Linked DNA regions of Mus musculus: region 1 is linked to region 2. Evidence: chromatin contacts called from ENCODE Hi-C or POLR2A ChIA-PET data. All regions are on one chromosome and are shown on one strand. The core of a region is the stretch at or near the end of the contact, and the rest is flanking DNA. Distances in the headings are between cores, read along the strand shown. Region 1 has its middle 42 kb from the start of Sash1. Region 2 holds the start of Sash1 (SAM and SH3 domain containing 1).

Region 1 (5,888 bases), core at 863-3,362, 43 kb before region 2:
CCTTTCCTTTTGGCTTGGAGGAGGCCATTTTCTTCCTGTATGCTCATGTGTCATTCCCTACATATGACCATGTCCTAATGTCATGTTATAAAGTCACCATTCCCATTGACTTGAAATCCACTATGATGACCTCATTTGGACACAAGCACCCATTCTAAAACCCTCTCTCCACATCAACATATAAATCTAGAAGGGTACCCAATTCAGTCCATAGCAAAGCCCCAAGCTAACCAAGGATCTATAATCCAGTGAGGTACAAAGACTTGAACAGCAGACACAGAACTACAGCTCAGGTACTATGTCACCCAGTCCTCCACATGCCTCTGCCTATTACCTGGCTACTGTGTGTGTGTGTGTGTGTGTGTGTGTGTGTGTGTGTGTGTGTGTGTGTTGTCCCAAGAGCCTGCATACAAAGTCCAAAGAGTCACATCTGAGGTGAGATGAGAACAGAAGTTTGGCTTTTGTCCCAGCTCTCTGACAGTATCAGGATGAGACAGAGGGTCCTGGTCATTCCCCAGTTCCCTGAAGATACCTATGTAATACCCAAAGTAACCTTGAGGAGTCTTCATAGTGGCTTCTGGGGAACCAGAGAGGCAATGAAGGGTGCCAGTGTGATCCAGGTCCAGTGTGATCCAGGTCCAGGTTTACCTTCCCTCCACTACAGAGGATGGTATAGGCTGATGTCTCCTTAAAATCTTGGAAAATAAAGGACTTTGGTTACAAATCTTGAGTCTAGAGGCATGTCAGCATCAGGCCTTCTCCGATGATAGTTGTAACAGTGTTGGGGACCCCCAGACTTTCCCCTCTAAGTGTGAAGATGTTAGTGTCTCTGCCCCCTCAGCCACAACCTTCCTTGGAGAATCCCAAAAACATTCATCAGAAGTGAAGAATAGCTATTTGTTTTCACATGTGTATGTGTGTATATGCATGTATATGTGTGTGTGCATGTATATGGGTATATGCATGTACAGGCACTCTTGAGTCTACATGAGCTACAGTTCTCGTGTGGAGGTCAGAGTCTGTTCTTACCTTTCACCTTGTGAGTTCAGGATATCAAATTGAGGACTTAGCAACAAGCAAAATATCTACTACCTGTTGTAGTAGATATTTAATCTTAGTGAGTTTTTCTCCTCTCTCTTTGATCATTCAGTTCCCAGATAAAAAACACAAACCTTTATATTTATAATAAGCCTTCATCAGCACTAGAGCTGGACAGGTATTTATCCTTTAAACTATTAGAATCTACTTCCCCACTAATAACCCCATTACAACTTGTCATGTTCCATCTGGGCTGCTCTTCACTCCATTTGGCCAGCCCTCATGGCCATGTTTTCATGACTCACCTACTCAATGGCATCTTCCTCCTCCATTCTCTCTCTTCCCCTGTGGTCCTCCTCAAACCCCAAGCCCAGGAACCAAAACCCTGCCTATCTCTCTTCTGCCCAACTATAGGCTGCAGGCATCTTTATTTGCCAGTCGGGGAACAAAGTTACATAGCATTGTTTGGGTCTGCATGCAGTTTCTCTTTTGTCCTTGTCATGGGGGGGGGGGGGGGTCAGTATTTAACATTACAATACATAGCAAAAGACCGAACCTCAACAAGTGCCACTAAGCCATCCTGCCAATCCTGAATCTTGCCATTCAAGAATTCTCAACTTAACTCTGGAGGGAGCATATGTTGCTGCTGTCTATATTTATGACGATTTAATCTCAGGTCTGTTTGCCAAGCCGACGTTTACTGCATTTTCTGCTTTGTGTGCATACATGCATGTAATTAGTGTGTGTGTGTGTGTGTGTGTGTGTGTGTGTGTTTCCTCTGTTGTTTGTAACACCTCCCAATTGGGAATCATTTGTACATTTAGTTAATGAGCATTTAACACATTCTCTTTGATGAAGCTGTTAAGCCTGCGTTCCACACAGGCATTCCACCAGACATCTCCCCCTTGCAAGAGCCGTTTGTATTTACCTATTCTTAACTGCTCAGTGATGGTTTCTTATTTGTTGGCCCAGTAGGGAACTAACCTTTAGTCTTCTTGAGTTTTGTAAGAAAATGCCTACATCTGTATTCCAAGCAGCTCCACTCTGCTGGCAGGCTTTCATTTTCACCAAACAAAATGAACGGCAGGCAGAACAAACATTTCAGAGTCACCTTAACTGGCCCTGCCAGTGGCAGCCACATACAAACCAGAACTGTGGGCTTTTGCAAGAACAAATAGCAAATCTAACACCTGCGGGCTCCACCGTCAGCAAGGTTTCCTGGATTTAATTATGGCTTGATCTCTAGAAAAGGAATGTGTGTCAAGTGCGCTTTTCAATCACTTAGAGAAGGCAGAGTAGGCAGAAGAGTGGCCCTGGGATTTGCCCATAACATGAGCCCTGCTCCCTCCCTTACCACTAGCACATCCGGGAAACATAGACTGTTCCAAAAGGAAGACTTAACCAGAAGCAGCATACAGGGGCTTTAAAAGATCAGGTACTTAAAACTGAACATAATTGGAAATCTACAAGGAAGTAGAAGGAAAAGCTCCGGCCGAATATTCATCTTTACACAAAACAGGAGGCCATCTCTCGGCTAAAAACACCTTCTCACTTCATAAATCTGTGGGTGTGCACATACAGGGGCAGGCATGTGGGTGCCAGTGTATGAAGGACAAAGGATACCTTTTTGAAATTAGTTCTCAATTTATACCTTGTTTGAGCCTGAGTCTCTACAGCTGTGCATCCTTCTCCAGGCTAGCTGGCCCATGAGCTCTTGGCCAACACTCCTGGCTCTGCCCTTTCATCTTGGCACAGGAATGTTGTGCTGGGAGATACCACATGCAGTTTTTTAGGTAGGCTCCAGGGATTGAACTCATGTCATCAGGCTTGTGTGGCAAGTCATTTGACCTCTGACCCCCAGAACCACTATATTCATACTTGTCTGCTATATACCCATGGTCATTTTTCTCTGGAGTTCAAGAATATTTTAATTCTGCAGGTTTCTACTTCTCAGTAAACTGGATTTCAGTCTTCAAGCCAATATACAGACATACATGGAATGTGCATTCCTGAACAAGTGTACCCGAATGCACATCACATACACACACACAGACACACACACACACACACACACACACACACACACACACACCACTCAACTTTTGGTCTACTTTAAGGCCAGAAAAATGGGTCTTGCTAGCAGTTAGATTAACAGTGAACGTAGCACATTGACAAAATCGTCTGTAGCCAGGTATGGTTGCCAAACAAGACAGGGCACATAGAGTTTACCTTCTGATCTTTAGACTGCTAGGTAGTCAGTCAAAAGAAACTGCTGAGTCTCATGGAAGCACAATTTAAGGGCATCCCTGCCCACCTCACCCCCCTACCCGCACCTTTGGTTTTTACTACACCAAAGAAGGACAATGAGAAAAGAAGACAATGGGCAGTGTCAAGTTCTAGGGAGCATTCCTAGCCCAAGTCACCTAGCACATTGTGAGTGCATGATGAGAAATGGAAGGAACCTACCACTATTGGCTCAAGGTGGAGCAAGAGTGAAATCACCCTATGCAAACGTTGTGAGTTGGTCGTCCCTTGCTGAAGACTTGATTGACCCAAAACTCCCTGATTACAGATTACGTCACTGTCTCCAGAGCTGCCTCTCACTTCATTTTCTGTCATCGCTGTCCTTTTCTATGGCTTTGGGATAGAGTAGTAAGAGGGCAGACTCATCCCTTGTCTGTCTCCAGGCCTCAAGTGCATCTGTCTGAAGGAGGTTCTATGGGGAGCCTCAGATCTTCATGGTCACCAGTAGTGGCCTTTGTCATGGGAAAATCAGCTTCTTGATAAGACCAGTCAGCTTCAGAGATCTAGCTCTAGATTGCTGACACTAGCAAGGCTCTTGGATTTGGAAAACATGTGAAAAATAGAAACTAAGGCCAAGAGCAATGAGCTTTCCATTGTGTGTGTACACACACACATGTAAGTTACACCTGTCAAGCTAAGAAGACATCTGCTAGGAGTCAGTTCCTTTCTCCACCCCCCCCCCACCCCCTGCCCCAAATCTGGATCCCTGACATCAAACTTAGATCTTTACCCTTGATGGCAAATGTCCTCATCTACTGAGCTAGCTCACTGGCCCAAGGGCAATGAGCTGTATACAAGTACTCCATGGTTCAGTTCCGACACTGGGATGCTGCTTGTTAATATATTACCTGATGGTGATTTCAGATCTGTCCTGGCAGCATTCACATGTTAAACACAAGAACAAGCCATGACTGCAGTGAAGAGTCTTACGTGTTCATGAAGCCATGATGACTATTTTTATCTGAGAGCACAGCCAACACCGTTTAGATGTTAATCTTTGGTTCCATTGTACATGATACCTCAAAGTTAAGCACTAGGATTTCTGATACATTGTACCTTGACTATTATGGGAATATAAACAGCCACATTCTATTGAATGCAAGTCCTTCTCCATAAGACAGAAGCCATCCCCAACACTGTTGAGGCCAAGAACCTGAGCTGTATAGGCCAGGGACCCTAGGGACAGAGACTTATTACTATGACTCTGTCAAACAGACATGGAAATAAAAATCACTCCTAAAGATACATTGTTATACCCATAGACCAATGCTCAGCCTGTTAGAGAAACTTCTTCTTACAGACAATAACTAAACAACACCCACACAGGAACAATGTGCAGAGACAGAAAAAAGCCTTTGCAGCACTCAGTCCTAAATGGGATGTCTATATCGCAGCCCTGCCCTCAAGGCTCAGGGAATCTATCTATGTGAAAGAGGAAGTGGGAAAATTGTAAATGTCAGAGGTGGTAGGGGAGGACCGCAAGGAAAAAAGTATTTTCCAACACAGTAAGACAGATAGATGCACAGAGACTGTGATAGCCATGGACCTGCCCAACCTAAAGCCAGAGTGGGACACAAGTGGGCACCGAGTCCCATCCCTAGTGAAGGAGCTGTTGGCATTAGATTGCTGCAGTGAGCAGAAAGGTTTGTTTTCTTCAGTGAAGCTACCACTGGTATATCTACCACACTCCAGGGCAGGCTCCAGGCCTAGGAGTAGTTGACTAACACAAACTGGACTCCAAGGTGTTTTGGTTTTTGAGTGGAGGGGAAGCACTGTTTGTTTTTCTTTGTTTTTAAAGAGAGGGGAACAGTGGCTGAGTGTCAGGAGGTGGGGCATGATCTGGAATGAACTGGGGGAAGAGGATGACTAATCAAAATATATTGTGTAAATTTTTCAAAAATATAAATTAAAAGATTTAAAAAAGAAAAGAAAAGAAAAGGAGAGGAGAGGAGAGGAGAGGAGAGGAGAGGAGAGGAGAGGAGAGGAGAGAAAGAAAAGAAGAGAAGAGAAGAGAAGAGAAGAGAAGAGAAGAGAAGAGAAGAGAAAGAAAAGAAAAGAAAAGAAAAGAAAAGAAAAGAAAAGAAAAGAAAAGAAAAGAAAAGAAAAGAACTGGAGGGCTGGAGATGGCTCAGTGGTTAAGAGCACTGACTGCTCTCCCAGAGGTCCTGAGTTAAATTCCCAGCAACCACATGGTGGCTCACAGCCATCAGTAATGGGATCTGCTGCTCTCTTCTGGTGTGTCTGAAGACAGTGACAGTGTACTCATACATACATAAAATAAGTAAATAAATAAATCATTTTTTTTAATGAAAGACATAAGAGGGACTTCGTTCTTTGTGCTCTCTCCCCCTCCCCCCGCTTTATCCTCGGCTGGTCCACCTCACGCCATTCCTAGCACTTCCTGTCATCACTGTTCATAACTGCTCAGCTACACAGTGCAGACATGACAATAACACCGCAGTTTTTCTATAGGAAACAGGGTGATTAGGACAATTTCCTGGTGCTGCTTCTCTTTATTGCTATTTTTAGAACACTGTTTGACACAT
Region 2 (6,361 bases), core at 34-2,533:
TTACCAGCTGTCTGGAATGGCAGCCACTAAAGCCACGAAAATCCCGATGTCTCTACTTCCCAGCCTTATAGGCCCATACTGCTATGCTAGGGTTTTACTTCTTTTTACGTTTTGACATTGTGGGTGAGAGCTATTCACCCATTACTTAGACTGCTGTTCTCAATGTATGAAAGCTGAGAAAGAGATGAAGACACTTCAGAAGTAATTGTTCTATCCGGGGGACCCTCACTTCATCCCCTCTCCACTCCACCTCCTTAATAAGGGGCAGATTCCGTGGGTTTCTTTAGTTTCACAAAGTGAGCAGCCACAAAATCAAATAGGATAGGCACTGTCATCTCTTAGAAAAAATTTTTTGATTGGTTTTTAAAAGGAGGAGGAGGGGGAGAAGAGGGAAAAAGGACCTCTTCAGGGATATTTCCCTCTGGCATTTTCACTTGATTAACATATCGAGGCCTGAACTGTGCATGGGCTTAGCGGCCATAAAATTAACTTTTATTTTGAACATACCCCTTGCCTGTTTCTTCCACGTAAAACAAAACAAAACAAAACAAAACAAAACAAAACAAAACAAAACAAAACAAAACACACCCTTACAGCTCAGAGAGGGTCTCATTTAAGTATCCGAAAACCCTAGAAGTGCACAGCACTGCGGCCACTCGGGAGCCGAAACGCCCGGACTTACGACCCAAACAATGGCTCGTGACCAGGCGAGCTTTGTCACACTTTGTTTTCCAAGAAGCCTGACAGACAGGACTGTAATTCCAGGGGTTGTCACCATACGGACTCCTCTTAAACTCGAACTCAGCGAGCGGCTTAAAGATTAACTTTCTGCAGTTTCAGTGGCGGAAGGCGCGGGTGAATGGCGCGATTGGGGACTTGTGCAGGGCCCCGGGCCCGTGGCGCGGTGGCGCTTTCAAAAGGCGATTTGTTGGCCAGGCTGAGGCTCATTTCCATGCAAAGCGCCTGACATCAGAGCACCTTTTGTTGCTAAACGCTTTCTTGAGCCTGGAGGGGAGGGAGTCATGTGGAGTTGGAAGAGCTCATTCTAAAGAGAGGGGTCCAGGACTAATTAGCCCGGGTCCACAGGCGTCACTGTCCCCTGCCCAGCCCTGCACAAACTCTCCAGTAGAGGCGAGTGGTGTGCCACCCGGAGCCGGTCCCCGAAGCAGGACGCAGCACCCGTGCGGTGTGGCTCTTGTCTCCCTGGTCCCGTGAACTCCCCGCCGCAGCCAGTGTTGTGGACTCTGCTCCAGCTACCCTGTTGCTGCGCGGGGCCGGGCTAGGAAAAGTTTCTGGAGTTGTCAATCGCGGTCGCCCGGGATCGAGGTGCCAGTCCTGGCAGTGGTGCTCGTACCCAGCGGAGCCTGGGGCATGCGACGCGGGGGCGCGGCCCGGTGACGCCGCGGGCGGGGAACTTGCGCCCCGTCGGCCGACGCGCTGCTGCGAGCGGTGGGCAGCGCGGGGACCCGGACGCGGACGCACGGGGACGCGGCCATGGAGGAGGACGCGGGAGCTGCTAGCCCGGCGCCGGAGCCTGAGCCGGAGGTGGATCCCGCCCGGGAGCTGGAGCCCGAGGCCGGTGTCTCCGAGTCAATCTCCCGCCTCTGGACCGACGTGATGGGCATCCTGGTGAGCTACCTGGGGAGGCAGGCGGGGGAAGCGGGGCTCACCCCTCGCCCACCTATTGGTCACCCTTCTTCTTTCCGCTGTATTCTCTATATAGGGGTTGAAACTGTAATTTAGAAAAACCAAACCAAACCAAACCAACCAAACAAAAAAAAAAAACCCCTACTTGTCGGGTCACATCAGAGACACCTCTTGAACAATCGACTGTAATTAGGGACACCTGCTTAGAAAAGTTGGCGTGGAAAAAGCCAGAAAGAGTAGATGTAAATACTACTTGTAAATATTTGGCGAGTGGACTCCTCATGGCCTCTCGGTATTGATGTTTATCCGCACAGGGCTTGTCCTGTGCCCATGAGAGGAAAACAACCGTTTCCTTGTGCAGAACTACCACGGTGTTTACTTGCTCTGCCCTCAGCTCTTCTAGTTTGTAGAATTACAGGATATTTGTTTTATATGTTTGGCGCTGAGAACAATAAGGCATATATTGCTGAATCTGTGCTGATAAGGGGTTTTGAACTGCCGGGCGTGGTGGCGCACGCCTTTAATTCCAGCACCTGGGTGGCAGAGGCAGTCGAATTTCTGAGTTCGAGGCCAGCCTGGTCTACAGAGTGAGTTCCAGGACAGCCAGGACTACACAGAGAAAATCTGTCTCGAAAACAAAACAAAACAATCCCCCAAAAACAAAAACAAAACAAAAACAACAACAAAAAAAACCCAAAATCAAAAACAAAACAAAACAAAACAAACAAACAAAAAAACCCAAAAACCAAAACCAACCAACCAACCAAACCCCCCCAAAAGAGGTTTTGAACTGGCCAGTGGTTAAAACTGCCTATGGATTTATCTTAGTTCTGGAAAGTAGTTCTACTGAGGATGAAATTTTACCTTGGATGGATAGGGTGTTAGCCGTGTCTCTGGTGTTAGCCGTGTCTCTTTAGGAACGATATAGTTTTCTTCATAGTGGTTAAGGTCTTGGGCTTTGGAGCGAGTTAGTCTGGTTCAAATCCCTGCTCCCCAGGGTTTTAGCAGTGCCTCTTTGGGCACGATACAGTGTTTAGTTTTCTCCATAGTGGTTAAAGTCTTGGGCTTTGAAGTTAGTTAGCCTGGTTCAAATCCCTGCTCCCCAGTTGTCTGTCTACAATTACCATATCAAGGTCATTCACTCCTGACTCTCCAATTCACTTGAAAAACAGGAAGACATGTGTCTTGGGTTTTATGAGAGGCACTATGTCCATGTGTATGATGCACTCAGCATATTGCCAGATGAATGGTAGATGGTCAATGAATACAGCTCTGTATATATTTTTTCTTGCAAATAGAGCCTATGTCTCATCTTTTTGGACATCTTGAAGTTCAGTGTATCTCATTTTCCTGGGTTAAAGATTTCTGTCTGTGCTTTCAAATACATAATAAAAGACATATTTACCTACGTTAGAATTTTATGTATGTATGCTGTGTACGTAAGTCTTTTGGATTTAAAATCTGTTGCGTTTCCTAAACTTTTTCAGAGATACATACAATGCTCAGTTGAATTGCAGGAAATCAAGCGATTGTTTTGTGAGTGGTGACAGACAATCTTAAGTTTTAGACCGGCAGACACCTTATCTTGGTTCTTGCCCAGAAGCCACTCTGACTTTTCAGTCAGAGAATGCTGGTTTGATAGTATCTCCTGTTGCCATCCTTTAGGTGGGTGTGCCCTGGGTGGGTGGGTGGGGGAGGGGAGTGCTGGGAAAAGTGAAAGTCACACCGAGTGCTGTTTGGGGAGGAGGATTGGCAGGTCACCCTTTCTGAATATTTGCATCCCTTTCCCTGGCAGATTCCAGCCCTGTCGGGGTAGCTGTAGCTGAGTGTTCTTTGGCTGAGGTAAAAGAAGGGGTGGGGCCCTAGAAGATCAAACCTGGTATTCAAAGAGCAGATGAAAGAGAAAATAGATGTTTTCTTACTCAGCCTGGAGTTGAGTGTGAAGCAGGAGAGAACGTCAGTATGGTCCAGCCCTTCTCCTGTCCTTTATACAGTCTCCATTTCCTTTGGGACAAACGTTGGGCATTCGGTAGTAAAATGCAGAGAGGTAGACCTGGCTGCCCTGCCTCTGTACATACTAGTGGGAAGGTCCTATGTTATGAGGAGGGCTCTTGCTACCACTAGAGAGCTGCCTTCCACGTGTTTATTAAAACCTACATCTTTGGGGCAATATTTCAAGACACAGAGGTGACGTTTGGGTGGCTCCGTTTTTGTTGAAACATGAGGTACAGTTTCTTTTATTTTGTGTTTTTAATTATGGAAGTCTACAGTCATCTGAAGGGTTTGACTAATGGCCTGTACATTGTTGGTGACAATGTTTGATCTGACTCCAGACCATTGCCTATCACCCTAGTAGGTGAACACCTTTGTAGGTAGAAGAGCAGGACCCTATCTCTGAGAGTGCTGAACAATGAGAGCCCCCCCACCCCCACCCCCGTTCCTAACAGGGCCAAGGCAGGGGGAGGGTGGAATTTCTACGTTATAATCTAGGGAAGGCTGTGGCATGGCGTCATTAGTTAATTTATTAGCTCTAATTCAGTAAACAAGGTATGAATATTTGAGTTCACAAGAACACCTTTTTGCTTATAAATTAATTCAGTCAGTGCACAGATAAGCAGCAAATGGTTGCTTTCAGATAATTGTTAACAAAATACTTGCTGAGAGAATAATAAAACAGTTTAAACCATGGAAAGTAAGCAGTGATAGAATAAATATCACTAATAAGTCAATACAGAAATTGTAACTGAAGAGAGACTGTCTCATGGAAAGCTCTACTTCTCATTATCTGGAGAGTGGGGTCGGCCGGCATCTGAACCCAGTGTTCAGGTCCCAGTGCCTGGAATTAACTGGGTACTAAGAGCATAGTGTCAAAGTCAAAAAAGAACTGTGTACTTGTGAAGTACAGAAGTCTCATTAAAATATCCCTATAACAAGTTCCTTTTGAGGGTGCTAATGAATTCTGGTCCTGCAGAAGCTAACATTTGGGCAATTCCATCAGCCAAACCAAAATCCAGGCGCTTCTAAGGTAATAGCAAACTGTGAAATGTGTGTGAATCCTAAGCACAAACATGCCATTTCCCCGCCCCCCTTGGTATTACAGTGTGGCCAGGCCTAGATTTTCAAAGCATAGCACCTTTCCCTATGGCATGATTCAACAGATGTCTGCCCAGAAGTGCAGAATTATTCAAGTCCCATATAATTGTTTTCTATTTACCGTGGCTACCCTCAGGTTCTTGATTGGGGACAATACTTGGTTTTTTGGGTTTCTTTTTGTTTTTGTTTTTCGAGACAAGGTTTCTCTGTGTAGCCTTGACTGTTCTGGAACTCACTCTGTAGACCAGGCTGGCCTCGAACTCAGAAATCTGCCTGCCTCTGCCTCCCAAGTGCTGGGATTAAAGGTGTGTGCCACCACGCCTGGCCAATACTTGGTTTGAAGAGTGGGAATTGCCAAATTTATTTAAATGTGGTTTAGATATGAGAAGTTTTCTTCTCTTTTCTGGTTTATTTTATTTTTATATTTTATTTTTCTAGGACTGCTTAATCTTGTGGCAAATGGGAATGGTCATTTAGTTTTGGCCTCTAGTAACTGAGGACCTCTAAGGCTAAGCCAGGCTTCATAGCTACTAACTGGTAAGAAGTTTAATTAAATCCTTCTTGTTGCCAGGATCCTGCAAGGCACACCTCCCCCAACCCTGAGCTTCCTCTGTCCCCTGCAGACTCTGTAGTTTATCCCCAGTTCCTAGCACTGCACTGAAAATACCCATTGTGTGGAAAGGTCCCGAGTCTTAAGCAAGTTGTGGAAAACTGCAGAGTAGACAGGAATCCTCAGAGTTATTGTATTTAGATGTCTTGCTGCATACTTCAGTTTCGAAATAAAGCAGAACCCAGACCTTCAGTGAAAGGAGAAGAAGAAACTAAAGAATCCATTCCTGATTCTTTGTCAGGTCAAGTGTGGGGGAGGAGAGTTGTTAGTGAGATCCTGAGGGATTTTAGAAAGGTGACTCCTCAGGGAACAGTTAGTTCATTTACAAGTACCCTTGGGAGGTGTCTTGAGTTAAGCCTATCAGCTAATGATCTAATTAAATTTACACATTGGGATTTGAGAGTGGGGCCTGGAGGGGTGGCTCGCTGGGTAGCCTGCCGGCCTAGCCTGCCCCAAGGAATACCAACCACATCATCCCAGCCTGGTGTGATGGCCTACAGTCTTTCCGCCCAGCACTCCACTGGAGGCGGAAGCAGGAGGGGCCGGAAGCTCACGAGTGTCCCTCAGCTACAGGGACCTGAGGGCAGAGATGGGGCTGGGGTAGGCTGCAGTGGAGTACCTTGGCTTAAAAGTACTCTGACCTCGCTGGAATCTTTCCGTCTGTTGAAAGCCTGTGCCTTACCTGCGCAGGCTGGGAGGGTCCCCAGGTGAGTTTGGTTGATGACTTGGTCCAGGTAGTCCCGAAGGTTACTTGTCTTCCTGAGAAAACCAAGCCAAACCAAACCAAGCCACAAAGCCCAAACCAAGCCTTCAGAGTGAGAGGGGAAATTGCGTTTTCTCCTATAGGAGGCGCCTGTTCCCAGCTACCTCCGATCTTGGTCGCTTGCTGATTGGCTTTCATTGGCCATTCTCTGCCTTCTCTGGCCCTTTTGTTCCATCATAAGAACTGTCTCTCTTCTCTGTGGTTGGATGTGGCGACAGGGTAGAGGCAGCCCTTAGCAAGTGGGAGGA

Evidence for each region. Hi-C counts contacts between places; a loop is a spot of excess contacts on that map. ChIA-PET counts read pairs that join two places held with the same protein, here RNA polymerase II (POLR2A).
Region 1: a loop to region 2 is called in a map of left cerebral cortex, with 2.0 times the contacts of the local background. The contact joins the enhancer-like site here to the promoter of Sash1 in region 2. A Hi-C loop is called at or near these places in 2 of 37 maps with a recorded cell type or tissue (heart and left cerebral cortex). POLR2A ChIA-PET finds 5 or more read pairs at or near these places in 3 of 5 experiments (Patski and embryonic stem cell).

What each region holds. Positions count from the first base shown.
Region 1 is chr10:8,925,391-8,931,278 of GRCm38, reverse strand. It overlaps a transcript of Sash1 not described here. Among named protein-coding and RNA genes, the nearest start is that of Sash1, 42 kb to the right of the region's middle. Within about 2 kb of position 2,112, at least 1 of the 3 ENCODE cell types and tissues checked has a DNase peak (open chromatin) inside an H3K27ac peak, as active enhancers do; it is left cerebral cortex, where a contact is called at or near this core.
Region 2 is chr10:8,880,992-8,887,352 of GRCm38, reverse strand. It overlaps Sash1 (SAM and SH3 domain containing 1), which reads left to right and starts at 1,283. Exons shown (of 20, transcript NM_175155.4): 1 at 1,283-1,629. The coding sequence starts at 1,495.